Linked DNA regions of Homo sapiens: region 1 is linked to region 2. A link is an interaction called in ENCODE POLR2A ChIA-PET data of the cell type or tissue named here. Cell type or tissue: K562. All regions are shown on one strand. Links, peaks and the distances in the headings refer to the core of each region. The heading gives the core; the rest is flanking DNA. Region 1 has its middle 13 kb from the start of MAPK1. Region 2 has its middle 8.1 kb from the start of YPEL1.

Region 1 (15,465 bases), core at 3,944-8,943, 140 kb before region 2:
GAACTCTGGGAGGCCAAGATTGGAGGATTGCTTGAGTCCAGGAGTTTAAGACCAGCCTGGGGAACACAGTGAGACCTCATTTCTACAAAATATACAAAAATTAGCCAGGCATGGTGGTGTACACCTGTAGTCCCAGCTATTCAAGAGACTGAGAGGGGAGGATTCCCTTGAACCCAGGAGGTCAAAGCTACAGTGAGCCATGATTGTGCCACTGCACTGCAGCCTGGGTGATGGAGTGAGACCTTATCTCAAAAAAAAAAAAAAAAGGAAAAGAAAGAAAGAAAACATAGGAGATACCACTACACACATCTACTAGAATAGCTAAAATAAAAAATATTGACAATGCCATAAGTGGGGAATATAAAATACACCATCACTCTGAAAAACAGTTTGGCAAGTTTTTTTTTTTTGTTGTTGTTGTTTTGAGACGGAGTTTCACTCTTGTCATCCAAGCTGCAGTGCAATTGCACGATCTCGGCTCACTGCAACCTCCACCTCCCAGGTTCAAGTGATTCTCCTGCCTGAGCCTCCTGGGATTACAAGCAACTGCCACCATGCCCAGTTAATTTTTGTATTTTTAGTAGAGATGGGACTTCACCACATTGGCCAGGCTGGTCTCCAACTTCTGACCTCATGATCCACCCACCTCAGCCTCCCAAAGTACTGGGATTACAGGCCTGAGCCACCGTGCCCGACCAAGTTTTTGTTTTGTTTTGTTTTGTTTTGAGACGGAGTCTCGCTTTGTCGCCGAGGCTAGAGTGCAGTGACGTGATTTTGGCTCACTGCAAGCTCCGCCTCCCGGGTTCACGCCATTCTTCTGCCTCAGCCTCCCAAGTAGCTGGGACTACAGGCGCCTGCCATCACGCCCGGCTAATTTTTTTGTATTTTTAGTAGAGATGGGGTTTCACTGTGTTAGCCAGGATGGTCTCGATCTCCTGACCTCGTGATCAGCCCGCCTCGGCCTCACAAAGTGCTGGGATTACAGGCGTGAGCCACCGCGCTGGGCCTTTTTTTTTTTTTTTTTCAATAAAGTTACCATATCATCCAGCAGTCCCACTCCTGAGTGTTTACTCTAGAGAAATGAAACTTATGATCATATAAAAACCTATACATAAATGTTTAGAGCAGCTGTATTCATAACCGCCCCAAACTGGAAAACAACCAATGTCCTTCCATTGCTGAAAGGATACACAAATTGTGTGGCTGGGCGCGGTGGTCCATGCCTGTAATCCCAGCACTTTAGGAGTCCAAGGCGGGCAGATCACGAGGTCAGGAGATCAAGACCATCCTGGCCAACATGGTGAAACCCCGTCTCTACTAAAAAATACAAAAATTAGCTGGATGTGGTGGCACACACCTGTAGTCCCAGCTACTCGGGAGGCTGAGGCAAGGGAACTGCTTGAACCTGGGAGGTGGAGGTTGCAGAGCCGAGATCATGCCACTGTACTCCAGCCTGGGTGACAGAGTGAGACTCTGTCTCAAAAAAAGAAAAAAGAAAGAAAAAAAAGAAAAAAGAAAGAGAAAAAAGAAAGAAAAAAAGAAAAGGAGTCGTGCTCTTAAAGAGGAGACACAAGAGAGATCAGCTGTCTCTTGACCATGTGAGTATATGTGAAACGGCAGCTGTCTGCAAGCCAGGAAGTGGGCTCTTAAGAGATACCAGGTCATCCAGTGCCTTGATCTTGTACTTCCCAGCCTCCAGAACCATGAGAAATCAATGCTTGCTGTCTCAGCCACCAGCGTATAGTATTTTGTGACAGCAGCCCAAACTAAGACACTTTATAATTCCATATATATATATTACATTCTTGAAAATACAAAACTATAGTGATAGCAAACAGACCAATGGGTTGGTTGCTAGGGTTTCAGGGTAGGGGAGAATATGACTATAAAGGGACAACACAAGGGAGTTTTTTGGGTGGAGGATGGTGATGAAGTCTTGTATAGCTTTATTGTAGGGATAGTTACTAACTCTATACATGTGTTAAGACTCAGAACTTAATCCCAGCACTTTGGGAGGCCAAGGCAAGGCAAGTGGATCACTTGAGACCAGGAGTTTGAGGTCAGCCTGGGCAACATGGTGGAATCCGGTCTCTGCAAAAAAATACAAAAATTAGCGGCAGTTCCCGGGTCCCTTGGCCACTGAAGCCACCCTGCCCTGGTGAAAGGGCTCCCGCACCGCCCGGTGCTCCCCATCTGCCTGGCATTGTGCGCAGAGCTGGAAAGCATGGCTATTATAAATGAATTCTGATTTTGGGGAGCAGATGCCAACTTAGAGCCTCGTACCAATCTCTCTGTCTTTAAAAGATGAGGTGACTTGGTGATTTTCCTGGAAAATTATAGGTGCCCAGCTAAGACCTGAATGCCATCACCCTCCCCAGGGCTCTGCAGTTTTCTCGTGGTGAACCCTTGATGGATTTGTTGTTGCTTGAGAAATGGCGATGATCGAATTGGGGTTTGGAAGACAGAATTTTCATCCATTAAAGAGGAAGAGTTCATTGCTGTTGAAACTCATAGCTGTTGTCTTTGCTGTGCTTCTATTTTGTGAATTTTTAATCTATTACTTAGCGATCTTTCAGTGTAATTGGCCTGAAGTGAAAACCACAGCCTCTGATGGTGAACAGACCACACGTGAGCCTGTGCTCAAAGCCATGTTTTTGGCTGACACCCATTTGCTTGGGGAATTCCTAGGCCACTGGCTGGACAAATTACGAAGGGAATGGCAGATGGAGAGAGCCTTCCAGACAGCTCTGTGGTTGCTGCAGCCGGAAGTCGTCTTCATCCTGGGGGATATCTTTGATGAAGGGAACTGGAGCACCCCTGAGCTGGTGTCTTGCTCTGTCACCAAGGCTGGAGTGCAGTGGCGTGATCTCAGCTTACTACAACCTCTGCCTCCCTGGTTCAAGTGATTCTCCTGCCTCAGCCTCCTCGAGTAGTTGGGATTACAGGCACCCGCCACCACACCCAGCTAATTTTTGTATTTTTAGTAGAGACAGGTTTCATCATGTTGGCCAGGCTGGTCTCAAACTCCTGACTTCAAGTGATCCGCCTGCTTCAGCCTCCCAAAGTGCTGGGATTATAGGCGTGAGGCACCGCGCCTAGCCATCTAACTTTAAATGTTATTTGTTAAAGTGGAATCTTTGTAAATGTATTCAAGGACTCTATCCAGCATATTTCCTTAAATTTTGCCAGATTTACAACATTTAGGATAAAGTTGGTTACTATCTAGAATAGAGGTTTTTTTTGTTTTTTTTCCCTACCCTAGGGTGTTTGTACAATTGATATTTTTAGCTTTATAAAAATAAGAGCTCCCTCTCCCTCTCCCTCTCCCCTCTTTCCACGGTCTCCCTCTGATGCCGAGCCGAAGCTGGACTGTACTGCTGCCATCTCGGCTCACTGCAACCTCCCTGCCTGATTCTCCTGCCTCAGCCTACCGAGTGCCTGCGATTGCAGGCGCGCGCCGCCAGGCCTGACTGGTTTTCGTATTTTTTGGGTGGAGACGGGGTTTCGCTGTGTTGGCCGGGCTGGTCTCCAGCTCTTAACCGCGAGTGATCCGCCAGCCTCGGCCTCCCGAGGTGCCGGGATTGCAGACGGAGTCTCGTTCACTCAGTGCTCAATGGTGCCCAGGCTGGAGTGCAGTGGCGTGATCTCGGCTCGCTACAACATCCACCTCCCAGCAGCCTGCCTTGGCCTCCCAAAGTGCCGAGATTGCAGCCTCTGCCCGGCCGCCACCCCGTCTGGGAAGTGAGGAGCGTCTCTGCCTGGCCGCCCATCGTCTGGGATATGAGGAGCCCCTCTGCCTGGCTGCCCAGTCTGGAAAGTGAGGAGCGTCTCTGCCCAGCCACCATCCCATCTAGGAAGTGAGGAGTGCCTCTTCCCGGCCGCCATCTCATCTAGGAAGTGAGGAGCGTCTCTGCCCGGCCGTCCATCGTCTGAGATGTGGGGAGCGCCTCTGCCCTGTCGCCCCGTCCAGGATGTGAGGAGCGTCTCTGCCCGGCCGCCCGGTCTGAGAAGTGAGGAGACCCTCTGCCTGGCAACCGCCCTGTCTGAGAAGTGAGGAGCCCCTCCGCCCAGCAGCCGTCCCGTCTGAGAAGTGAGGAGCCCCTCCGCCCGGCAGCCACCCCGTCTGGGAAGTGAGGAGCGTCTCCGCCCGGCAGCCACCCCGTCCGGGAGGGAGGTGGGGGGGTCAGCCCCCCGCCTGGCCAGCCGCCCCATCCGGGAGGTGAGGGGCGCCTCTGCCCGGCCGCCCCTACTGGGAAGTGAGGAGCCCCTCTGCCTGGCCAGCTGCCCCATCCGGGAGGGAGGTGGGGGGGTCAGCCCCCCGCCTGGCCAGCCGCCCCGTCCGGGAGGGAGGGAGGGGGTCAGCCCCCCACCCGGCCAGCCGCCCCGTCCGGGAGGTGAGGGGCGCCTCTGCCCGGCCGCCCCTACTGGGAAGTGAGGAGCCCCTCTGCCCGGCCAGCCGCCCCGTCCGGGAGGGAGGTGGGGGGGTCAGCCCCCCGCCCGGCCAGCCGCCCCGTCCGGGAGGGAGGTGGGGGGGTCAGCCCCCCGCCCGGCCAGCCGCCCCGTCCGGGAGGTGAGGGGCGCCTCTGCCCGGCCGCCCCTACTGGGAAGTGAGGAGCCCCTCTGCCCGGCCACCACCCCGTCTGAGAGGTGTACCCAACAGCCCATTGAGAACGGGCCATGATGACAATGGCAGTTTTGTGGAATAGAAAGGGGGGAAAGGTGGGGAAAAGATTGAGAAATCGGATGGTTGCCATGTCTGTGTAGAAAGAGGTAGACATGGGAGACTTTTCATTTTGTTCTGTACTAAGAAAAATTCTTCTGCCTTGGGATCCTGTTGATCTGTGACCTTACCCCCAACCCTGTGCTCTCTGAAACATGTGCTGTGTCCACTCAGGGTTAAATGGATTAAGGGCGGTGCAAGATGTGCTTTGTTAAACAGACGCTTGAAAGCAGCATGCTCGTTAAGAGTCATCACCACTCCCTAATCTCAAGTACCCAGGGACACAAACACTGCGGAAGGCCGCGGGGTCCTCTGCCTAGGAAAACCAGAGACCTTTGTTCACTTGTTTATCTGCTGACCTTCCCTCCACTATTGTCCTGTGACCCTGCCAAATCCCCCTCTGCGAGAAACACCCAAGAATGATCAATAAAAAAAAAAAAAAATTAGCTGGACATGGTGTTACATGCCTATAGTCCTAGCTACTAGGGAGGCTGAGGTGAGAGAATCCCTTGAGCTTAGGAGGTCAAGGCTGAAGTGAGCCATGATCATGCCACTGCACTCCAGCTTGGGCAACAGAGTGAGACTCTGCCTCAAAAAAAACACAAACCAAAAACCAAAAGACTAATAGAACTACTACTGTGTACATTTTAAAAGTCAGTTTTACTGTAAGTTAATTCATTTTTTTAAATTAAGAACAGTTCTCGACCGGGCACGGTGGCTCACGCCTGTAATCCCAATACTTGGGAGGCTGAGGCAGGTGGATCACCTGAGGTCAGGAGTTCAAGAACAGCCTGGCCAACATGGCGAAACCCTGACTCTACTAAAAGTACAAAAATTAGCCAGACATGGTGACAGGCACCTGTAATCCCAGCTACTCAGGAGGCTGAGGCAGGATAATTGCTTGAACCTGGGAGGCAGAGGTTGCAGTGAGCTGAGATCACGCCATTGCACTCCAGCCTGGGTGACAGTGCAAGACTCCCTCTCAAAAAAAACAAAAAACAAAAAACAAAAAAAACTAGAAAATACTATAAGTAGAAATGGTGATTAGATAGGGTGGGCATGCAACCTAGCATGCCAGTGAAGCATGAGGGGAAGACTGCTGCTGCTGGGGGGCTTCTTACTCCTGAGGAGGCTCCCAGAGGGACAGTCCCTTTCTGCCTTTGAATAGTGTGGTACCACGTGCTGTCTGGATCCACTACAGCCACCTCCCGACTTGCTTGAGGATAATGCCAACACAGAGAGGAGGGCAGTGCCTCAAAAAGAGCAGAGAAGAGGAGTCAGACCCCTACCTGTGTTAGATGAGAAAGCATGTGCCTTTACTGTTTGTACCAACTGAGTTTGGCCAGAACCAAAGTTGTGTCCTAGTTGAGCACCTAGGACAGAATATTGAAGGAGGTGCTCACTCTCGGATGCTGATGCTACACTTGCCAACCCTGAGAGTGAGCATCTCCTTAAATGTACACCCCAGGTGCCTCACTCAGCTCACCCTGGTCCTGTTCGTGTTTGACTTAGGGCTTTTTGGACTTACAGCTGAAAGATTCTAACTGGTAAGGGGAGGACACACTAGAATTTAAGGAATGGGCAGATAAGAGGAACCCCGAAAAGGAGATAAAAGGCAGCTGCTCTTATTTGGGCCAAAGCAATGTTATATAATATCAATGCCAGGGGCCACCCCAGCCTAATATTAAAGGAATTGTCTTCCAAGTTTGTAGTAGTAGTTGTATTATTTTCATGATTTTCCAAAGAGTGTTACTGCATCTCTCTTTTTTTTTTCTCTCTCTCTCTCCCTCCCTCCCTCTCTCTCTCTCTTTTGAGACGGAGTCTCGCTCTGTCACCCAGGCTGGAGTACAGTGGCACGACCTCGGCTCATTGCATGCTCCGCCTCCTGGGTTCATGCCATTCTCCTGCCTCAGCCTCCTAAGTAGCTGGGACTACAGGCGCCCGCCACCACGCCCGGCTAATGTTTTTGTATTTTAAGTAGAGACAAGGTTTCACCATGTTAGCCAGGATGGTCTTGATCTCCTGACCTCGTGATCCGCCCACCTTGGCCTCCCAAAGTGCTGTGGTTACTGGCATGAGCCACCATGCCCAGCCTCTCTCTTTTCTTTTCTTTCTTTTCTCTTCTCCTCTTTGCTTTTCTCTATCTCTCCTTCTTTCTTCTTCTTCTTTTTTTTTTTTTTTAAAGTGTTGCTCTGTTGCCGAGGCTGGAGTGCAGTGGCATGATCTCAGCTCACTGCAACCTCTGCCTCCCAGGTGCAGGCAATTCTCCCTGCCTCAGCCTCCCATGTAGCTGCGATTACAGGTGCCTGCCACCACGCCCAGCTAATTTTTAGTGTTTTTAGTAGGGACAGCGTTTTGCCATGTTGGTCAGGCTGGTCTCAAACTCCTGACCTCAGGTGATCTGCCTGCCTCTGCCTCCCAAAGTGCTGGGATTACAGGTGTGAACCACTGCACCCAGCCTTTTTTTTTTTTTTCTTTTCTTTTCTTTTTATGAGACAGTGTCTCGGCTGGGAACAGTGACTCACACCTATAATCCCAGCACTTTGGGAGACCAAGGCAGGATTGCTTGAGCCTAGGAGTTTGAGACCAGCCTGGGCAACATACCAAGATCTTGTCTCTACAAACAATAAAAAAATGAGCTGGGCATGGTGGCACACACCTGTAGTCCCAGCTACTTGGGAGACTGAGGTAGGAGGATGGCTTGAGCCCAGGAGGTTGAGGATGCAGTGAGCCTCAATCATAGCTCACTGTAACTTGGAACTCCCAGGCTCCAGGGATCCTCCACCCTCAGCCTCCCGAGCAGCTGGGACTATAGGCATGCACCACCACAGTCAGCTAATTTTTTTAAAAAATTTTTTCTGTTTTTTTTCTTTTTGAGATGGTGTCTCTCTCTGTTGCCAGGCTGGAGTGCAGTGGCATGATCTTGGCTCACTGCAACCTCCGCCTCCTGGTTTCAAGCAATTCTGCCTCAGCCTCCTGAATAGCTGGGACTACAGGCGCACGCCACTATGCCCAGCTAATTTTTGTATTTAGAGTAGAGACGGGGTTTTGCCATGTTGGCCAGGATGGTCTCGATCTCTTGACCTCGTGATCCGCCCACCACAGCCTCCCAAAGTGCTGGGATTACAGGCATTAGTCACCGTGCCCGGCCTATTTTTTGAATTTTTTTAGAGACAGGGTCTCACTTTGTTGCCCAGGCTGGTCTCAAACTCCTGGCCTCAGGCAATTTTCTCACCTCTGCTTCCTAAAGGGCTGAGATTGCGGGTGTTAGCCATCATGCTCCTGGCCTGTTACTGTATTATTTCCTTTCTGGTTGAAACCTTTTTTTTTTTTTTGAGAGACAGAGTCTCACTCGCCCAAGATGGAGTGCAACGGCCCAATTTCGGCTCACTGCAACCTTTGCCTCCTGGGCTCAAGTGATTCTCCTGCCTCAGCCTTCCAAGTAGCTGGGATTACAGGCACCTGCCACCACGCCTGGCTAATTTGGGTTTCACCATGTTGGCCAGGCTGGTCTTGAACTGCTGACCTCAAGTGATCCACCTGCCTCAGCCTCCCAAAGTGCTGGGATTATAGGTGCTAGCCACTGCACCTGGCTTCCCGACTGAAACCTTTTTTTTTTTTTAAATGGAGTCTCACTCGTCGCCCAGGCTGGAGAGCAATGACGCGATTTCGGCTCACTGCAACCTCTGCCTCCCAGGTTCAAGTGATTCTCCTCGCTCAGCCTCCTCCAAGTAGCTGGGATTACAGGCATGCACCACCACGCCCAGCTAATTTTTGTATTTTTAGTAGAGACAGGGTTTCACCATGTTGGCCAGGCTGGTCTCCAAACTCCTGACTTCAGTTGATCCGCCCTCCTCGGCCTCCCAAAGTGCTGGGATTACAGGTGTAAGCCACCGCGTCCGGCCATCTGACTGAAATCTTAGTAGAATGTCTGCTAATGTTCTAATAAAGCACTTAGTAGGATGTTTGTTAATTTTAAACTTCGTATGATTGTTCATTTGTTAAACTGTGCTGTGATCAGAGGATTTGACCTCAACAATTTTTGCTTATTTGGATTTATTAAAAAATTTTGTGGGCCAGGTGTGGTAGCTCATGCCTGTAATCCCAGCACTTTGGGAGGCCGAGGTGGGCAGATCACCTGAGGGCTGGAGTTGGAGACCAGCCTGGCAAACATGGTGAAACCCAGTCTCTACTAAAAATACAAAACTTAGGGCGTGGCAGTGGGTGCCTGTGATCACAGCTACTTGGGAAGCTGAGGCAGGAGAATTGCTTGAACCAGGGAGATGGAGGTTGCAGTGAGCTGAGACCGTGCCACTGCACTCCAGCCTGGGCAACAGAGCGAAACTACATCTCAAAAAAAAAAAAAAACAAACAAACAAATTTTGTGGTCCAGTAAAGGATAAGTTGTTGTCAATGTTCCAGAGATACTGGGAGTGGTGGTGATGTATTTTATGTAGGTGGAGGACACAGCGTAAGTTTTTATACCTTACTAATTCTGCTGTTTAGCTCATCTTTATTTTTGTTTATATGTCACAGTCTGATAATGGTATATCATATTTTACTATAATTATAGTTCACTGCAGCCTCAAACTCCTGAGCTCAAGCCATCCTTCCATGTCAGTCTCCCAAGTAGATAGGACTGCAGATGCATGCCACCACACGTGACTAATTTTTAAAACTTTTTTTTTTTAGAGAGGGGCTTCGCTACATTGCCCAGGATGATCTGTAACTCCTGGCCTCAAGAAATCCTCCTGCTTTGGCCTCCCAAAACACTGGGATTACAGGTGTGAGCCTCTGAGCCCAGCCTATAACTGTGTTTCTATTAGCTGTGTTCCTATAGACTTTTTTTTTTTTTTTTTGAGACGGAGTCTCGCTCTGTCGCCCAGGCCGGACTGCGGACTGCAGTGGCGCAATCTCGGCTCACTGCAAGCTCCGCTTCCCGGGTTCACGCCATTCTCCTGCCTCAGCCTCCCGAGTAGCTGGGACTACAGGCGCCCGCCACCGCGCCCGGCTAATTTTTTGTATTTTTTTAGTAGAGACGGGGTTTCACCTTGTTAGCCAGGATGGTCTCGATCTACTGACCTCATGATCCACCCGCCTCGGCCTCCCAAAGTGCTGGGATTACAGGCGTGAGCCACCGCGCCCGGCCGACTTTTTTTTTTTTTTAAAGAGACAAGATCTTGTTATGTTGCCCAGGCTGGAATGCAGTGCATATTCACAAGCATGATCATATGGCACTACAGCTTCAAACTTCCAGTCTTAATAGTCTTAAGTGATCCTCCAGCCTCTGTCTCCTGAGTAGCTGGGACGATAGGTATGTGCCACCACACCCGGCTCTGCTTCTTGTTTTGTGTTGTTATGTTATTTGGTGCCTTTAGTTTCACAATGCCTTTTTTTTTTTTTGAGACAGGATTTTGCTCTGTTGGCCAGGCTGGAGTGCAGTGATGTGATCATAGCTTACCGCAGCCTCTAACTCCTGAGCTTAAGGGATTCTCCTGCCTCAGCCTCCTGGATAGCTGGAACTACAAGTGTGTACCACCACACTCAGTTAATTTTTTAATTTTTATTTTTGTAGAGACAGAGTCTTGCTATGTTGACCTGGCTGGTCTTGAACTCCTGGCCTCAAGTAATCCTCCCACCTCAGCCTCTCAAAGCAGTGGGATTACAGGTGTGAGCCACCATGTCCAGTAACAAAGCCTTTTTATATTATATATATTATTAGTATACATACTACTAATATGTATATATATGCATATACATACTATATATATACACACACATAAATAGGCATATCTTTTTAAACAACAGTATATATTCAGTTTGCTTTTTGATGTGATCTGAAGTTTTAATATTTTAAATAGTAATTTTAGAAGTTTACATTTTTACTTGTTTACATTTGGCTTGTTATACGTAATCTAACCTTTGCTCATCTAATTTTCTAATTTTCTGGTGTTTTGATATTCTTGTTTATAATTTCTTGCCATTTCTTTTTTTAATTTACAAATGTGAGGAAAGTATCTAGTATACTTCCTAAGACTCTTGATTTTTGCTGTATGAATTACGTTGTTCCTTTCGTCTCATGTAATGAATTATAAGGTATACATAAGGCTTTTTACACTGAAAAATTATATGAACTTATATATTTTTTTAAATAACTTTTATCCTCATGTTACATAAAACAAAGACATAGTCTCTGGCTTTTCTATCCTCTTTCTTCTCCCCTGGTTTCCACTGCATAATCTCAGGTTTAAAACCCTATTTTTAAAGATCTTCGTTCTCAACTTTTTATTTTGCATTTTGTTTGTTACCATAGCAACAATTATTTCAACTTATCAGTATCAGTCTCTACTGAGTGGTGTTTTTATTCCGTTATCTCTCTATCTTTAGCTAGTTTCAAGGCTCATTGCCAGTTCTTTTCTCTCATTTCATCATTCATGAGTTTCTGATTCATGTCTCACAATTTATTGCACAGTTCTGAGCAATTTCTGCAGAAAAATGAGTTAATTGGGTAGTGCATTAGTCAGAACTCTTATGGCTTTAAGTGACAGAAACCTAAAGTTCAGGCTTAGCTATATACAGCCTCAAACTGCAGCAGGAAGGAATTGTCTTCATCTCTGTCTTCCTCTCGGAGGGTGTTTCTTGCATCGTGGCATGTCTGGCCACAGACTCACATTCACTTCCCACCACCCCAGCAAAAAGGGAACACCTTTTTCCTAATAGTTTCTGCAAAAGTCTGAGCTGAATATCATTGGCTTGAATCAGGTCACATGCCCATCCTTTGAACCAATGTCTGTGTTCTGATTAGGGAGCCCTGGGTCACATGGTTCTCTTGAACTTGGGGATGAGGCCAGCCCTTCAAACTACATGAGTGCAGAAGGGACAGGTCACCAAATAAAAACTGGGTTGGCCAGGCATGGTGGCTCATGCCTGTAATCCCAGCACTTTGGGAGGCCGAGGTGGGCAGCTCAACTGAGGTCAGAAGTTTGAGACCAGCCTGGCCAACGTGGTGAAACCCCATCTCTACTAAAAATACAAAAATTAGCTGGGCATGGTGGTGAGTGCCTGTAATCCCACCTACTTTGGAGGCTGAGGCTGGAGAATCACTTGAACCCCGGAGGCGGAGGTTGCAGTGAGCCAAGATTGTGCCATTGCACTCCAGCGTGGATGACAAGAGCAAGACTCCATCTCAAAAAAAAAAAAATCTAGGTTGCTGCTACCAGAAGGAGGAGTCAATGCTGGGTAGATGTCCATTGTTTTCTAAGATTCTGCAGATCTGTGAATTATTGCCACCGTATTGAGTCAGTAAGAAAGACATTCAGGTAGTCGGCCTTATGCTTAGATGGTAGCTTAGTTATTGTCTTACCATGTTCCAGAGGCTAGTTCTCCACTGTGTTTCCAGAAACTTGTTGTTGTCGGAGCTAGATGATTGTTCCCTCTGGGCCTGGCTCATGCTAACCTGACTCAGTAGAGACCGATGAGACTAAACCCCATCTTAGAATGAACAGTCATTGCCATAGGACCCAAATGGGGTTGTCCTCTGGTCAGGGAACTTTCCCCATCAGAAAATCACAAGTGAACCCAAACTCTAATCATAAGGTTGCTTAGTGCCCATGGAACTAGGCAAGAGGCGCTCTCTGGAGAAAATTAACAGTCAGACGCATCATCCCATAACAGTGTGGTAGTTTTAAATGTCCACCAATGCTGGAATAGCGCAGAGACAACATGTTACAGGGAGGGAGACTGATACATGCTAAAACCAAAAGACACGAGAGTACTGAGGGTAGATTAGCATGGCTGGTGCGTGGAAAGCAAGGGTCAGGGAGAGAAGAGGAGATTAGGGTGGAGAGGTAGCCAGCAAAGCTCTCACTCTGAGTGTGATGGGGAGCCACTTAAGAAGGAGAGGGACAGGCTGGGTGCAGTGGCTCACGCCTGTAATCCTAGTACTTTGGGAGGCTGAGGCGGTGGATTGCCTGAGCTCAGGAGTGCGAGACCAGCCTGGGCAACACCTGTCTCTACTAAAATACAAAAAATTAGCTGAGCATGGCGGCATGCACCTGAAGTCCCAACTACTTGGGAGGTTGAGGCAGGAGAATTGCTTGAACCTGGGAGGCAGAGGTTACAGTGAGCCAAGATTGTGCCCCTGCACTCTAGCTTGGGCAACAGAACAAGACTCCACCTCAAAAAAAAAAAAAAAAAAAAAAAAGAAGGGGAGGGACAGCCAGTCGTGGTGGCTTATGCCTGTAAGCCTAGAACTTTGGGAGGCCAAAATGGGAGGATCATTTGAGGCTAGGAGTTTGAAACCAGCCTGGGTAACACGGTGAGATCTTGTCTCTACAAAAACTTTTAAAAATTAGCCAGGCATGGTGGTACGTGCCTGTAGTCCTGGCTACTTGGGAGGCTATGGCAGCAGGATGGCTTCAGCCCAGGAGTTCAAGGCTGCAGTGAGCTATGATTATACCACTGCACTCCAGCCTGGACAACAGAGCAAAACCCTGTCTCCTAAAAAATTAAAAAAAAAAAAAAGAAGAAGAAGAAGAGGAGGAGGGACAGTCAGATTTGTTGTGGAAAGATTGATCTGGGTTTAGGAGAAAGAAATGGCTGGGCGTGGTGGCTCCTGCCTGTAATCCCAGCACTTTGGGAGGCCGAGGCGGGCGGCTCATGAGGTCAGGAGATCAAGACCATCCTGGCTAACACGGTGAAACCCTGTCTCTACTAAAAATACCAAAAATTAGCCGGACGTGGTGGCAGGTGCCTGTAGTCCCAGCTACTCGGGAGGCTGAGGCAGGAGAATGGCATGAACCCGGGAGGCAGAGCTTGCAGTGAGCCGAGATCGCGCCACTGCACTCTAGCCTGGGCGACAGAGCGAGACTCCATCTCAAAAAAAAAAAAAAAAAAAAAGAGAAAGAAACAATTGGACCAGGGCACACTGAAAGCAGAAAACTTAATTAAGGATATTGTGGTAGCCTTGGTTAGAGAGTTGACACAACACATGAACCAGCAGAGTGGCACCGGGGATGAAGTGGTGACATTTAAAACAGTGCTTCTCAGCCAGGCACGGTGGCTCATGCCTGTAATCCCAGCACTTTGGGAGGCCGAGGTGGGCGGATCACCTCAGGTCAGGAGTGCAAGATCAGCCTGGCCAACATGGCAAAACCCTGTCTCTACCAAAAATACAAAAATTAGCTGGGTGTGGTGGTGGGCACCTGTAATCCTAGCTACTCAGGAGGCTGAGGCAGGAGAATTGCTTGAACCAGGGAAGCAAAGGTTGTAGTGAGTTGAGATTGTGCCACTGCACTCCAGCTTGGGTGACAGAGCAGAACTTCATCTCAAAAAAAAAGTAAAATAAATAAAAACAGTGCTTCTCAAAGTTTAACATGCATATCAATCACCTGGGTATCTTATTAAAATCCTGATTTTATTCAGGTTGGGTCTGAGATGCTGCATTTCTAACAAACTTGTGAATAATGCTGATGCTGCTGGTCTGGATACCACTTTTATTGTTTTTCGAGACATACTTTTTTTTGATGTTTGTCGATGTCTTGCTCTGTCTCCAAGGCTGGAATGCAGTGGTGCAATCACGGTTCATTGCAACCTCGACCTCCCAGCTAAGCTGATCCTCCCATCTCAGCCTCCTGAGTAGCTGGGGCCATGGGTGCCACTACGCTGGCTAGTTTTTTGTTTGTTTGTTTTTTTGAGATGGAGTTTTGCTCTGTTGCCTAGGCTGGAGTGCAGTGGCACGATCTTGGCTCATTGCAACCTCCGCCCCTCCTGGGTTCAATCAATTCTTGTGCCTCAGCCTCCTAAGTAGCTGGGATTACAGGGGTCTGCCACCATGCCTGACTAATTTTTGTATTTGTATTTTTTTTTTTTTTGAGGAGTCTCGCTCTGTCACCCAGGCTGGACTGCAGTGGCACTATCTCGGCTCACTGCAAGCTCCACCTCCCAGGTTCACGCCATTCTCCTGCCTCAGCCTCCCTAGTAGCTGGGACTACAGGCGCCCGCCACCACGCCCAGCTAATTTTTTGTATTTTTAGCAGAGACGGGGTTTCACCGTGTTAGCCGGGATGGTCTTGATCTCCTAACCTCGTGATCCGCCCGTCTCGGTCTCCCGAAGTGCTGGGATTACAGGTGTATTTGTATTTTTTTTTTTTGAGATGGAGTTTTGCTCTTGTCACCCAGGCTGGGGTGCAATGGCATGATCTTGGCTCACCGCAACCTCCGCCTCTCAGGTTCAAGTGATTCTCCTGCCTCAGCCTCCTGAGTAGCTGGAATTACAGGTGCATGCCACCACCATACCCAGCTAATTTTTGTATTTTTAGTACAGGCAGGGTTTCAACATGTTGGCCAGGCTGGTCTTGAACTCCTGACCTCAAGCGATCCACGCCACCTCGGCCTCCCAAAGTGCTGGGATTATAGATGTGAGCCACCACACCCGGCCACACCTGGCTAGTTGTAAAATTTTATGTAGAGATGGGGTCTCCCTATGTTGCCCAGTCTCAAACTCCTGAGCTCAAACAATCCTCCTGCCTCAGCCTCCCAAAGTGCTGGGATTACACACATGAGCTACCACACCTGGCCTGGAGATCAGACTTTAGGTAGTAAAGATTTCTGAACTATTAAAGAAACAGAATTTATAGTTCATAATTGATTGGATGGGGTACAGGGTAAGGCTTGAGGTAAAATGTGTTGTTAAAGATTATAGTGAACTCTCCAACTTAAGTGTCTGGGTGAAGGTGATGCTATCC
Region 2 (15,465 bases), core at 4,391-9,390:
GCCTGTAATCCCAGCACTTTGGGAGGCCGGGGCAGGTGGATCACTTGAGGTCAGGAGTTCAAGACCAGCCTGGCCAACATGGTGAAACCCCGTTTCTACTAAAAAGTACCAAAAAATTAGCTGTGCATGGTGGCACATGCCTGTAATCCCAGCTACTTGGGAGGCTGAGGCAGGACAATCTATTGCACCCAGGAGGTGGAGGTTGCAGTGAGCCAAGATCACGCCATTGCACTCCAGCCTGGGTGACAGAGCGAGACTCTGTCTCAAAAAATAAATAAATAGGAAAACTATGGAGCAATATCTTTTCATGATCATAGATGCAAAAATGCTCAGTAAAATACGAGCAAATAGAAACCAACAATGTATAAAAAGAAGTATAGGTCTTGATCAGGTGGGATTGATTCCTGGTATGCAAATCTGGCTCAACATTCAAAAATCAGGCCAGTTTTACAGGCTCACACTTGTAATCCCAGCATGTTAGGGCTGAGGCAGTCAGATCACTTGAGCCCAGGAGTTTAAGACCAGTCTGGTCAATGTGGCAAAACCCCATCTCTACAAAAAATATACAAACAGCCAGGCATGGTGGCCAGTGCCTGTGGTCCCAGCTCCTCGGGAGGCTGAGGTGGGAGCAACACCTAGGCCCAGGAAGTCAAAGCTGCAGTGAGTGGTGACGGCAAAACTCCACTTCTGCCTGGGAGACAGAGTGAAATCCTGCCTAAAAAAAAAAATCAGGGCCGGGCACAGTGGCTTATGCCTGTAATCCCAGCACTTTGGGAAGCCAAGGCAGGTGGATCACCTGAGGTCAGGAGTTCGAGACCAGCCTGGCCAACATGGCAAAACCTCGTCTCTACTAAAAATACAAAAATTAGCTGGGCGTGGTGGCACGCGCCTGTAATCCCAGCTACTCGGGAGGCTGAGGCAAGAGAATCACTTGAACCCAGGAGGTGGAGGTTGCAGTGAGCCGAGATGGCACCATTGCACTCCAGTCTAGGCGACAAAGCGAGACTCTGCCTCAAAAAAATAAATAAATAAATAAACTATGATCATCACATCAACAGGCTAAAAAAGAAAAATCATATATGATCAGATAGATTCAGAAAGAAGCCAGGCATGGTGGCTTGCAACTGTACTCCCTGCTACTCAGAAGGCTGAGACAGGAGGATCACCTAAGCCCAGGAACTTCAGACCAGACTCAGCAACAAAATCTGACATCCATTCATGGTAAAAACTCCCAGCAAATTAGAATAGAGAGGAACTTTCTTAGCTTGATAAAGAACATCTACAAAACACCCACAGCTAACATACTTAATGGTGAAAAACAAGAAGTTCACCCTCTACAATTGGGTGTCCCCTCCCACCACTCTGATTATACATAGTATTGAAAGAGAAAAACCACCATCCTAGTATATTGTGTCCAATGAAACTGTTTTTCATAATGGAGATAAAATAGCTGGGCATAGTGGTTCACGCCTGTAATCCCAGCACTTTGGGAGGCCAAGGCAGGAGGATTTCTTGAGGCCAGCAGTTTGAGACCAGCCTGGGCAACAAAGTGAGACCTGCCTCTACCAAAAAAAAAAAGAAAAAGGAAAAAAAAATCTCAGCTTGGTTCCACAAGCCCTGTAGTCCCATCTACTTAGGAGGCTGAGGCAGGAGGATCACTTGAGTCTAGAAGTTCAAGACTGCAGTGAGCTATGATGGCACCACTGTACTCCAATTTGAGTGACAGAGGAAGAGCCTGTCTCAAAAACAAAACAAGGCCAGGTGCGGTGCCTCACACTTGTAATCCCAGCACTTTGGGAGGCCGAGGCGGATGGATCACCTGAGGTCAGGAGTTCAAGACCATCCTGGCCAACATGGTGAGACCCCGTCTCTACTAAAAATACAAAAATTAGCTAGGTGTGGTGGTGGACACCTGTAATCCCAGCTTCTTGAGAGGCTGAGGCAGGAGAATCGCTAGAACCCAGAGGCGGAGGTTGCAGTCAGCCAAGATCATGCCATTGCACTCTAGCCTGGGAGACAAAGTGAGATTCTGTCTCAGAAACAAAACAAAACAAAATGCCAGGCACAGTGGCTCACTCCTATAATCCCAGCACTTTGGGAGGCCAAGGTGGGAGGATTGCTTGAGTCTAGGAGTTCAAAGTTGCAGTGAGCTAGGATCGTACCACTGCACTCCACCCTAAGCCACAGAGCAAGCCCCTGCCTCTAAAATATAAATACTTTATTAGACAAGCAAAAACAGAGGGAAATTGTTGCCAGTAGCACTGCTTTATAAGAAATGTTAAAATAAGATCTTTACCAGCCTGGGCAACATTGTGAAACCCCATCTCTACAAAAAATACAAAAATTGGGCATGGTGGCTCACACCTGTAGTCCTAGCTACTTCGGGGCTGAGGCGGGAGGATCACTTGAGCCCTGGAGGCAGAGGTTGTAGTGAGCCGTGATTGCACCACTGCACTCCAGCCTGGGTAATAGAGTGAGGCCCTGTTTCAAAAAAAAAAAAAAAAAAAACTTCTTGAGAGGGAAGGAGAATGGTATAAGATAGAAGCTCAGATCTACATAAACATTTTAAATCCCTGCTCCTCTCTTAAGGCTTCCATTTTTCTGCTTACATCACCCATCTGTTCTTGCCTGTCCCACTTTTTCCATTAGCGCCCTTAGCATACTAATCCTAGGTATTTTAAATTCTCAGTCTGATCATTCCGAAGTCTCTGACATCTGAGTCTGGCTCTGTCAGTTGCTTTGTCTCTTCAAACTGTGTTTTTTTCTTATCTTTTAGCATGCCTTACAATTTTTTGTTGAAAGATGTGATCTTTTGGGTAATAACACTGAGGTGGATAGGCCTTTAGTGTGAAGTTTTTCTGTTTTTCTGGCTAACAGGCTGTGTTTTGCTGTAGATGTCAGAGACTAAAATGTTCTTCAGTGTCTTTGTTTCTCTTTCCCCTATTGTCTTTGTTTTTTCCCTGGAGACTTTTTCTTAAGTGGAGCCTGAGCCTTGGGTTCTTTCAGCAGTGACCCTCTGTATTTTGCGGGAGCCTTGCAGTTGGGGTGCCAAGGTGTGGACAGAGGGGAAGCGCTCTGGAATCCCATGATTAGCTGTCAGTCTTTTAGTAAGCCTGTGTCCCTGGGCTGTGACCTTCACAGGTGCATCTCAGCTTTTTTTGCCCTCTTGGGTAAGTCACAAGGGCCAGCAAGAACCAGAGGGTGTATCCCTTCCCCCGTGTTGGGTAAGGCTCTGGGAGGTCTTCTCTCCTGCTGGCTGGTCTTTGTTGTTGAGAACACTCTAGGAACAATTCAAAATGGTTGCTTTTCCCTTCTCCCTGGTCAAACACCAGGGATTTCCCTCCATTCTTCACTATGAGAACCTGGTGGGGCCCCTTGGAGGTAAAACCAACAAAAGTGTGAGAGTCCCCCTTAGACTGGATCCCCATGAGGTTGTTGGGTGTTTTTGTTTTTGTTTTGAGACGGAGTCTCTCTCCATCACAGTGCAGTGGCACAATCTCGGCTCACTGCAACCTCCGCCTCCCGGGTTCAAGCAGTTCTCCTGCCTCAGCCTCCCAAGTAACTAGGATTACAGGCACCTGCCACCACACCCGGCTAATTTTTGTATTTTCAGTAGAAACGGGGTTTCACCATGTTGGCCTGGCTGGTCTCAAACTCCTGACCTCAAGTGATCCACCCACCTCAGCTTCCCAAAATGCTGGGATTACTGGCGTGAGCCATGGCGCCTGGCCCCCGCAATGAGTTTTGTTTTTGTTTTTGTTTTGAGACAGAATCTTGCTCTGTCGCTCAGGCTGGAGTGCAGTGGTGCTATCTCGGCTCACTGCAAGCTGCACCTCCCGGGTTCACGCCATTCTCCTCTCTCAGCCTCCGGAGTGGCTGGGACTACAGGCTCCCGCCACCATGCCCAACTAATTTTTTTGTATTTTTAGTAGAGACGGGGTTTCACCATGTTAACCAGGATGGTCTGGATCTCCTGACCTCGTGATCCACCTGCCTTGGCCTCCCAAAGTGCTGGCATTACAGGCATGAGCCACCGCGCCCAGCCCCAATGAGTTTTTAACTCTCAAACTCATACAAAATCCGGCCATTCATCTAAGTTGCCATTTAAGGGGTCCTTTAAATCTTCCCCCCAGCTCCTGGCCCTGGTGGTGTCTGCTTCCAGCAAACTGTGATTTCTGGCCTTTGCCTGTCTCTCTGGCTTTTGGGGTGGTGGCTTGTCCTATGGCCTCAGTTCTCTGATGGATCTAAGAAAACCATTGACTTTTCACTTTATTCAGTTATGTTCTTGATGTAAGGGCAGGAGCGATGACTTCACATGTTGGAACTGAAACTGGAAGTCACCCCCATTCCCATACCTGTTACCCAATGCGTTTCCTAACAGATGAATCCAGAAGGTCAGGGTATTCGCTCACTAGGTGTGCTTGGAGAAACCATTAATCCAGTGTCTTGGACAAACCAGAGGACTAGAGGAATATCTTGTATCTGATTTCACATATGCCAACAATGACCACAGTACAGAGGGCCGGGGGCCTGGGGACATATCTGTTGTGAGTGGCCAATAAGAAAAGTCCATTCCAAAACATGTAAAGAATCATGAAACTACAGACACCTTGCCTCCTCCCCAACTGATGGTCAGTGAAAGAAAACTGTCTGCTTACATGAGGAAAGCATCCACTGTTGGTAAACAGGGAAACGCAAATTAAAGATGAAGTGCCATTTTGTATATACCTTACTTTGGTTTTCAGCAAAAGAGAACTTATAAAAGCCAAATGTCCAGCACTTTGGGAGGCCAAGGCAGGAGGATCACTTGAGACCAGGAGTTCAAAACCAGCCTGGGCAACATGGCAAGCCCCGTTCTACAAAAAAAAAGAAAAAAAAAATTTTGTTTTAAATTAGCCAGGCATGGTGGCACACACCTATAGTCCTAGCTACTTGGGAAGCTGAGGCAGGAGGATCACTTGACCCAGGATGTCAATGCTGCAGTGAGCCAGGATCAAGCCACTGCATTTCAGACTGGGTGACAGAGTGACACCCCATCTCTAAAAATAAAAAATAATAATAAAATAAAAATAACCGCCAAATGCCATAAAGGTATAAAGAAATCCATCCCCTTTAGCGTTGTTAACAGCACCGTAGAGGAATACAGTGGGATCTGGAAGATGGAACCGGAGCTAACAAGAAGATGAGTTTGGCTCCGTCATTCCATTCCTGAGATTTTTTTTCTCTTGACAAAAATTCAAGAGGAAACAGCCACATATACAAAGATGTTTATACCAGCATTATTTATAATAGCAAAAATAAGGTGAGTAGCCTTCAATGCCCACATGCCAGCATGAGGGAATGGTCCAGCAAACTTAGCAAGTAAATGCGGCAGTCACTGAGTGTCTCCACATTACCATCCATGCTTCCATCCTCCCTGCGCCATGCAAACGCTAGTCACACGTGTGAATGAGGTAGCCTGTCCACTCCTCTGAAGTTTCATCACCCCGTGTCTTGCCCCACTTGCCAGGAAGTTCCTGGGAAGCACAGTGTATGGCCTGTTCACTCTGGCCTGCCTGGCACCTACCTCAGCCCCTGGTACCAAGAAAGGCTCCGAAGGACAGCTGACACTTAAAATGTGAGCCACAGACCAGCACCATTGTCATCACGTGGTCGTAAATGCAGACTCTCTGTGGGGAGGGGGACATGAGGAGTTGTTATTTAATAGTTACAGTTTCCATTTTGCCATATGGAAAGTGTTTTGGAGATTGGATGTGCACAGTGTGAACACATTTAACGCTGCTGAACTGTACACTTAAAAAAGGCTTAACGTGGGCCAGGTGCAGTGGCTCATGCCTATAATCCCAGCATTTTGGGAGGCCAAGGCAGGACGATTGCTTGAGCCCAGGAGTTTGAGACCAGCCTGGGCAACATAGGGAGACCCCATCTCTACAAAAATAAAAATAAAAAATTAGCTGGGCATAGTGGCACGGACCTGTAGTCCCAGCTACCCGGGCGGCTGAGATGGGAGGATTGCTTGAGCCCGGGAGGTCAAGGCTGCAGTGAGCAGTGATTGCACCTCTGCACTCTGGCCACAGAATGAAACTTCATCCCTTAAAAAAAAAAAAAAAAAAGTCTAAGATGGTAAATTTTATGCTATGTGTATTTTACCACAATTTAAAATAATGGGCTGGATACAGTGGCTCACATCTGTAGTCCCAGCACTTTGGGCGGGTGGATCACTTGAGTCCAGGAATTTGAGAAAAGCCTGGCCAACATGGCAAAACCCCATCTCTACAAAAAATGCAAAAAAAAATAGCCAGGTGTGGTGGTGCACACCTGTGGTCCCAGCTACTCAGGAGGCTGAGGCAGGAGGATCACTTGAGCCTGGGAGGCGAAGGTTGCAGTGAGCGGTGATTGTGCCACTGCACTCCAGCCTGGGCAACAGAGTGAAACCCTGTCTCAAAAATAAATAAATAATACAATACAATACAATGCAGAATCTTTTTTTTTTTTTAAGACAGAGCCAAGATTGCACCACCCAGGCTGGCATGCAGTGGCGCAATCTCCACTTACTGCAACCTTTGCCTCCCAGGTTCAAGCAATCCTCATGTCTCAGCCTCCCGAGTAGCTGAGGAGACCACAGGTATGTGGCACCATGCCTGGCTAATTTTTTTGTACTTTAGTACAGGCGGGGCTTTGTCATATTGGCCAGGCTGGTCTCGAACTACTGACCTCAAGTGATCTGCCCACCTTGGCCTCCCAAAGTGCTGGGATTACAGGCGGGATTACCGTGCCCGGCCTAAAATGCAGAATCTCAGGCCACACCCCAGACTTACCATTTTAGCAACCACATTTTAACAAAATCCCCAGGTGATTCACGTAAGTTTTGAGAAGGCCTGCACATTGGGTGTATAGCTACTCTGTTTTTGTTTGTTTGTTTGCTTGCTTTTTGAGATGGAGTCTGGCTTTGTTGCCCAGGCTGGAGTGCAATGGCACAATCTCAGCTCACTGCAACCTCTGCCTCCTAGGTTCAAGGGACTCACCTGCCTCAGCCTCCTGAGTAGCTGGGATTACAGGCATGCACCACCAAGCCCGGCTAATTTTTGTATTTTTAGTAGAGATGGGGTTTCACCATGTTGGCCAGGCTGGTCTTGAACTCCTGACCTCGTGATCTGCTCACCTCAGCCTTCCAAAGTGCTGGGATTACAAGTGTGAGCCACTGCGCCCAGCTGCTACTCTTAAAATATTGTTTAGGTTCCCATCATGAGTCAACTCTTTCTAATGAACACATATGTTTTGTTTTTCTCCCTCACTGTGGGAGGCTGGTCCTTATCTTCTCTTGGACTCCTTCGTTTGCACGAAAAATGGAGAAATCAAGTGGCAGCTGGCAGACTCCAAGGACAGCACAATGCCATGGCAACCGCTTCCATCAATAACTTAATTTCATCTCTGCTCTTACATCTTTCTCTCCTCAGTTCTAAAGCTGGAAAATTTTTAATTTGGAAAGAACATAAGACGGCTTGTGGTTGCTATGCCAACAGCACCTGCCTGCTTCCTAATGGGCTTTCCAATCATAAAGGAAAGTCTTAGCAAGTCACAGAACTTTAGACTCCAGGGGCTCTGGAGGGCACTCCGCACAGCACGGCCTCTCACTTGGCCGAGGAGACCACTGGCACCCAGGAGGTTAAGTTCCCTGTCTGTCCACAGCAATTCTACTAGCCCGCGCTGAAGTTACACCAAGGCAAGCAGCTTAATTTTGGCCAACCCGAAGGATTTAGGCAGGATTTGGGTGGAAGGCAGGCTGGGCGACCCTTGAGGAGAGTTGCTGTAAGTATCTTTCTACCCCCAAAATCCAGTATATTAGTCAGCTTGGGCTGCTGTAACAAAGTACCACAGACTGGGCGGCTTGAACAGCAGGAATTTATTTTGTCATAGTCCTGGAGGCTGGAAGTCCAAGGTCAAGGCATCAGAAGGGTTTGTTTCTTCTGCAGCCTCTCTCCCTGGCTTGTTGATGGCGTCTTCTCCCTGTGTGCTCACATGGTCATACCTCTGTGCGTGTCTGTGTCCTAATCTGTCTCTCTCTCTCTTTTTTTTTTTTTTTAAGATGGAGTCTCACTCTGTCATTCAGGCTGGAGTGCAGTGGTGCGCTCTCGGCTCACTGCAGCCTCTGCCTCCTGGGTTCAAGCAATTCTCCTGCCTCAGCCTCCTGAGTAGCTGAAACTACAGATGCGAGCCACCACGCCCAGCTAATTTTTGTATTTTTAGTAGAGACAGGGTTTCACCATGTTGGCCAGAATGGTCTCAATCTCCTGACCTTGTGATCCACCCGCCTTGGCCTCCCAAAGTGCTGGGATTACAGGCGTGAGCCACCGCATCCGGCCAATCTCTCTTTTTCTTTTTAAGAGACAGGTCTTGCTCTGTTGCCCAGGCTGGAATGCAGTGGCACAATCATAGCTCACTACAGCCTTGAACTCCTGGGCTGAAGCCATCTTTCCAACTTAGCCTTCCAAGTAGCTGGGACTACAGGCATGTGCTACACACCCAGCTAATTAAAAAAAAAAAAAAAGCCAGGTATAGTGGCTCACACCTGTAATCCTAGTGCTTTGGGAGGCTGAAGTGGGAGGATCACTTGAGCCCAGGAGTTCAAGACCAGCTTGGGCAACATAGAAACTTTTTTTTTTTTTTTTTTTTTTTGAGACAGAGCTTCCCTCTGTCGCCCAGGCTGGAGTGCAATGGCACTATCTGGGCTCATTGCTACCTCTGCCTCCCAGGTTCAAGCAATTCTCGTGCCTCAGCCTCCTAGGTAGCTGGGATTACAGATGTGCACCACCACGCCCGGCTAATTTTTGTATTTTTAATAGAGAGAGGGTTTCACCACGTTGGCCAGGTTGGTCTCAAACTCTCTACCTCAGGTGATCTGCCCACCTTGGCCTCCCAAAGTGCTGGGATTACAGGTGTGGAGCATGGTGGTGCCTGCCTATAGTCCCAGCTACTTGGTAGGGTGAGGTGGGAGGATCGCTTGAGCCCAGGAGGCTGAAGCTGCAGTGAGCCATGATCGTGCCACTGCACACCAGCCTGAGCAACAGAGCAAGACCCTGTGTCCAAAAAAAATAATTTGTTTTAGAGATGGGGGTCTCCCGACTGGCCCTCTCAAAGAGCTGGGATTAGAGGTATAAACCACCATGTCTTGCCTAATCTCTCTCTTTTTTTTTTTTATCTGGAGTCTCGCTCTGTTGCCCAGGCTGGAGTGCAATGGCACAATCTCGGCTCACTGCAACCTCCGCCTCCTGGGTTCAAGCGATTCTCCTGCCTCAGCCTCCCAAGTAGCTGGGATTATAGGCGCCCACCACTACACCCGGCTAATTTTTGTATTTTTAGTAGAGACAGGGTTTCACCATGTTAGTCAGGCTGGTCTCGAACTCCTGACCTCAGGTGATCTGCCGGCCTTGGCCTCTCAAAGTGCTGGGATTACAGGCATGAGCCACCATGCCCAGCCACCTAATCTCTTTTTATAAGGACACTAGTCATATTGGTTAAGGTCCAACCTCATGACCTTAATGTTTTCTTTAAATACTTTCTCTCCAAATGCAGTCACATGTGAGGGACACAGTCAGCCTGTAACACCCAGTCAGACAGGATCCCCTAAGGAGTCTTCAGCCTCCACTGTGTCTCAGCCCTCAGGCGGGTCTGGTTCCACCTCATCAGTCAACACATGCTGTCATTCTGTGCAGGGCTGCAGAGCCTGTGATGGGCACCGACCCTGCAGCAATTTCATGGGCTCCATATTCCTATCCATGCCTGGAATAGGTAGCCTGGTCTGTTCACCCATGTTGGGCTTCGAGTGGATAACCACACAGCCTGCTGGCTGGCGGCTGTTTTTCGATACCGGGGAACACTGTGGGGCAACTCCCTGGTACAAATCTATTTTCTCAGCTCTGGACTTTCACTGAGCCACTGCTGCTATCCCTCAGTCCTGCCTCTTCCCAAGAAATGCTGCCCTGGAAGGAGCTGGGCACCTGGAGGAAGGCTGGCATTTCCTAAGCATGGACCGTGCCTGGCATCTTGGGTCTTAGTTAATCCTCAGCCATCCTGCCCAGTGGCTGTCAGTGACACTCTCAGCACCAGCGATCGGCCGAGAACACACCAAGGCCTCTCCCCAACCCCTGCTCGCATCCTGGGGAGGGGAGGAGAGACGACAATAACCAAGCGAAGGGGAAATATACAGACCAATGCAAGGAGAAGAGAGCATGGAGGGTGCAGTCCTGAGTGTGCAGAGAGAGGGCCCCTGGGACCAGGATGCTGACAGAAGAGGAGCCTTGCAGGGAAGGGAACAGCAAGGGCGTGGGAGCGTCCTGAGAGCAGTCCATGGGGGGACGACAGAGCAAAGGGTTTCTCCTTGCCCAGGGAGAGGGCTGGCCTGCGCACCTGCTTCTGGGAGCTGATCACCAAGTCCTGGAGGTGTCTTGCCAGAGGGAAGTGGCGCTTCGGGTCACACCGAGAGACTGGAGTCTGAGCTCCTCCTCCTGGGCCATCACCCACGCCTATGTGGAGACCCAGTACAAACTCTGGGCCCAGCGCAGTGGCTCACACCTGTAATCCCAGCACTTTGGGAGGTCGAGGTGGGAGGATCACTTGAGGTCAGGAGTTTGAGACCAGCCTCGGCGACATGGTGAAACCCCCGTTTCTACTAAAAAAAATAAAAATAAAAAAAATTAAGGGGGCGTGGTGGTGGGCGCCTGTAACCCCAGCTACTTGGGAGGCCAAGGCAGGAGAATTGTTTGAACCCAGGAGGTGGAGGTTGAAGTAAGCCGAGAGCACACCATTGCATTCTAGCCTAGGCAACAGAGCAACTCCGTCTCAAAAAACAAACAAACAAACAAACAAACAAAAACTTTGTGCTTTGTAGTTGGCTAAACTCTTGCAGGGGCAGTAATAGGAAATGGAGGAGGAGAGAGAGGAAGGAGCCAAATCGCTTCAGCCCATTAATGAACTCTAGCTTTTACCTGGGGCTTTCGAGGAGGTATACATCTGGCTTTTGTTCTCAAAGAATCAGTCAGTGAAGAATAAAGTTAAGGAGGCAAAGTTTGTAATTTGGAGGCGACTTGAGCAATAACAATAATCTAGACAAGAGATGAGAGTGGCTCAGGCCCTGGGTGCTGGTGACAGCAGTGGAAGCCTGGGAACTTGCTGAGGGATTGGACCTGGGATGTGAGGGAAAGAGAGGGGTCAAGGAGGACTCTGAGGATTTGGCCTGTGCCTGAAAAATGGCAATGCCCTTAATTGAGCTGGTGGAGACAGAGGCTTGGTTTGGTATGTGTTGAGTTTAAAGTGTAGACCTCCAAGTGAGACTGCGAGTGGGCAGCTGTAGGTGAGAGCTCGGGGGTCAGAGGAGGGTTTGTGCTGAGGAACACACTTTTTTTTTTTTGAGACAGAGCCTTGTTCTGTTGCCCAGGCTGGAGTGCTCACTGCAGCCTCAACTTCCCAGGTTTAAGCGATCCTCCCTCCTGAGCCCCCCAAGTACCTGGGACTACAGGCGTGTGGCCACCACACTTGGCTAAACACACACACACACACACACACACACACACACAGAGAGAGAGAGGAGGTTTTACCATGTTGCCCAGTCTGGTCTTGGGCTCCTGGGCTCAAGGGATCCACCTGCCTCAGCCTCCGAAAGTACTGCCATTATAGGCATGAGCCACTGTGGTTGGTGAGGAACACACTTGATCAGTAGCAGGCTCCATGTGGTCTTCCACTGCCAATGAGCTTGGTGGAGATCACCTGTCAGGCCAGTGGAGGGAAGGGAGGAGACCTAAGGGCTGAACTTTTGGGGCCTCCAACATCAGGAGGGTGAGGGCAGGTGGGGAAATGGAGGCTGGTGAGGAAGAGAGTGGAGCCCCAGAATCTAAGTGAAGAAAGTGTTTTTAAAAAGCGCCCCACTGTAGGAAATGCTAGTAGGACCATCCAGTAAGGTATAGGCTGAGCCCAGATGTGACGACATGATGTTTTGCGACATGATGTTGGAGCGGTTGGGATGGAACCCTGAGAATGGGAGGTGGGCATGGGAGGCGCCCAGGCCAGGCCCTTCTGTGTCATCTTGCCCTGAAGAGTTGCAGAGCAGGTGGGCATAGCCAAAGAGGGTACGTGGAGCTGAGAGCACGGCTCCTACCCTGATGGGGCAGCCCAGTAAGCCGTGGGGGGCAGGACTAAGGGCGAGCCACGTGTTCATGGCAGCAGGCAGGGCAGATGTTTAGGATGGGATGTTTAGCAGTGGGGGCAGGGAGGAGTCCTCTCCCATCTCTATGTTCTCTGTAAAGTTGGACACAGAGTTAGCAGAGGGGAGGAGGCATGATATCATCTTCCAGGATGGTGGAACCTGCACAGACCCGGAGGTGCAGCAGGCGGAGGGTTTTCAGGAGGACTAGGCTTCCCTAGAAACTGGTGTCCCCAAAGTAAGCAGCCAGCTGCAGTGGTGCGTTTCCCAGTTGGGGGAGGGGGCTGAATTTCTCCAGGACAGGCGAGGGTGGGGTGTGGGAAAGGGGTTAGGGAGGAAGTGGGCATGGGGGAGGGCAGCCCCCAGTGGGAGGGCATGCTGAGGCATGGAGCTGGGACGCTAAAGGGAGGGAGCCCTGGAGCTTGAAGGTGGTGTTCCTGAGTGGGCTGTGGGAAAGTGGATTATAAATGGTGCGACCACAAGGCAGGCGGGGGTGGCAGGCTGCAGGCCTGGCTGATGGTGCTGCCCAAGGCCACCCAGAAGGTCGTGCCTGGGATTTTGTTAATAAAAACAGAGGAGGATAGAAATGTTAGGGCATTGCCCAAAATAAATAAGAGTATGTATTAAATCATGAAACTTTTTGTTCATCCAAATGTGTACTAGATCACAATGTAGACTTTCTTTTACTACTTTTATTGTGGTAAAATATACATAACAAAATTCACCATTTTAACTTTTTTTTTTTTTTTGAGACAGAGTCTCACTGTGTTGCCCAGGCTGGAGTGCAGTGGTTCCATCTCGGCTCACTGCAACCTCCAACTCTTGGGTTCAAGCGATTCTCTTGCCTCAGCCTCTGAGTAGCCGGGACTACGGGCACACACCACCACGCCCAGCTAATTTTTTTTGCATTTTTTTTTTTTAGTAGAGACGGTGGTTTCACCATGTTGGCCAGACTTGTCCTGAACTCCTGACCTCAGGTGATCTGCCCACTTGGGCCTCTCAAAGTGCTGGGATTATAGGCATAGCCACCACACCCGGCCCATTGTAACAATTTTAAGGGTGCAATTCAGTGGCATTCACATTGTTGTACAGCCATTCCCACTACCAATTCCAAATTTTTTTATCACCCCAAACAGAAACGTTGTACAGATAAAATGAAATAGGTCATGTGGTCACGTGGTCATAGTTAACAACACTTGACGCCACCAAGTCCGCGGAAAGATGCTCAACACCACTAATCACGAGGCAAGTGCAAACCAAACCCATCATGCACCAGGCTGGCCACTGTCAAAAAACAGAAAATAACAGTTGGTGAAGATGTGCAGAAACTGGAAGCCTTGTACACTGTTGGAGAGAATGTGAAATGGTGCAGTTACGTTGGGAAACAGTATGTAATCGCCTTAAAAAATTCAACATAGAACTACCATATGATCCAGCAACTTCACTTCTGGGTATATACCCAAAATAATTGGAACCAGGGGTGCCAAGGGATGTTTGTACCATCAAGTTCATAGTGGCATTATTTACAATAGCTAAAGTATGGAAGCAGCAAGCCAGGTGTCCACTGACAGATGCGTGGAGAAACAAAATGTGGTATCTACATACAATGGAATATCATTCAGCCTAAAAAAAGGAAGGAAACTGTGACAGTGCTACACCATCGGTGAACCTTGCAGACATTATGCTAAGTGAAATGAGCCACAAAAGTCACAGTAAGCCACAAAAAGACAAATACTAGATGATTTCACTTATGTGAGGCACCTAGAGCAGTCAAGCTCATAGGGACAGAAAGTAGAATGGGGTGGTGCGGGGCATGGGGTAGAAGGAAACGGGAGTCATTGTTTCTTGAGTCCAGAGCTTTACTTAGGCAAGATGAGTTCTGGAGAGGGATGATGATGATGGTTGCACAACATTATGAATGTATTTAATACCAGTGAACTGTACACTTTAAAATAGTTAAATGGGGCCGGGCGCGTGGGCTCATGCCTGTAATCCCAGCACTTTGGGAGGCCGAGGCAGGCGGATCACTTGAGGTCAGGAATTCGAGACCAGCCTGGCCAATATGGTGAAACCCCGTCTCTACTAAAAATACAAAAATTAGCCGGGCCTAGTGGCGGGCAACTGTAGTCTCAGCTACTGGGGAGGCTGAGGCAGGAGAATCGCTTGAGCCCAGGAGGAGGAGGTTGCAGTGAGCCAAGCTCACACCACTGCACTCCAGCCTGGGCGACACAGCGAGACTCCTGTCTCAAGGAAAAAAAAAAAAAAAAAAAAAAAGGCAACATCCAGCCACAATCTAAGTTATGAGTCAGGTGTACATTTAGCGACTTGAAGAGATCTTTACATACACAGTGGGTTGCAGAAAACAAGAGAATACGTCCAGAGGACGCTGATAACAATGTTATATACATTGTGACCTCAATAGAGGTTTTGTTGTTTTCTTGGTTTTTTTCTTTTCTTTTTTTTTTTTTTTGTTCAAGAGGAAGGGTCTCGCTCTGTCACCCAGTCTGGAGTGCAGTAGCGCGATCATGGCTCACTGAGGCCTCGACCTCCTGGGCTCAAGTGATCCTCCCGCCTCAGCCTCACAGGTAGCTGGGACTACAGGTGTGCACCACCATGCCTAATTTCTTTCTTTTTTTTTTTTTGGTACAGTGTCTCACTATGTTGCCCAGGCTGCTCTTGAACTCCTGGGCTCAAATGATCCTCCTGCCTCGGCCTCCCAAAGTACTGGAATTACAGGCGTGAGCCACCACACCCAGCCTTCAAATATATATATTCAAATAATACATATCTATTTTCAAATAATATATATTTTTTTAAAGAAGGGATACGGAACCAAGAAAACAGTGACATTAGAGGCGTGGGGGTGGCGCAGGCTGCCGGGGCGTCGGGAGCACTACCCAGAGGAAGGGGCTTTCTGTAGGGTCTGACGCGGCAGTCCTGGAGCAGAGCGAGGGGCCAGACGCAGACCCGGGGGGTCCTCCGTGGCGAGGGGGTCCTAGGGGGTTAGGTCCTTGGGTTCAGAGAGGGTGGTGGGGACGGGACAGCACGGACGACCGCATTCTGGGGACCCGGCCGCGGAGGGGTCCGGCCAAGGCGGGCCCTGGTCAGGCGCACACAAGCTCGCCTCGGCCTCCACGTCCGTCCCCTACAACGCGGCCGACCGCGCGGACGGGCGGTACGTGCACGGCGCTGGACGAGGAGGCTGCGCGCAAGCTCGCCTCAGCCTCTGGAGCTGCGGGCCCTGCACGCCCTCGGCCCATCCCCGCGAG

Evidence for each region. ChIA-PET counts read pairs that join two places held together with the same protein. Peaks named below come from ENCODE experiments on the same cell type or tissue, not always from the same donor. Only the 100,000 strongest peaks of a DNase experiment are listed, where the experiment ranks them.
Region 1: POLR2A ChIA-PET joins it to region 2 with 5 read pairs; 3 of 35 experiments call an interaction of 5 or more read pairs at or near these places.

Annotation. Positions count from the first base shown.
Region 1 is chr22:21,872,641-21,888,105 of GRCh38, reverse strand. It overlaps the pseudogene MPPE1P2. Among named protein-coding and RNA genes, the nearest start is that of MAPK1, 13 kb to the right of the region's middle. RefSeq lists an enhancer at 4,522-5,283. In K562, for the core only: no CTCF peak of the experiment used is centred there; DNase peaks (open chromatin) are centred at 5,965 and 6,069; H3K27me3 peaks cover 2,254 bases.
Region 2 is chr22:21,736,208-21,751,672 of GRCh38, reverse strand. No RefSeq gene overlaps it. Among named protein-coding and RNA genes, the nearest start is that of YPEL1, 8.1 kb to the right of the region's middle. RefSeq lists an enhancer at 4,503-4,672 and a silencer at 15,311-15,465. In K562, for the core only: no CTCF peak of the experiment used is centred there; a DNase peak (open chromatin) is centred at 7,317; H3K27me3 peaks cover 2,942 bases.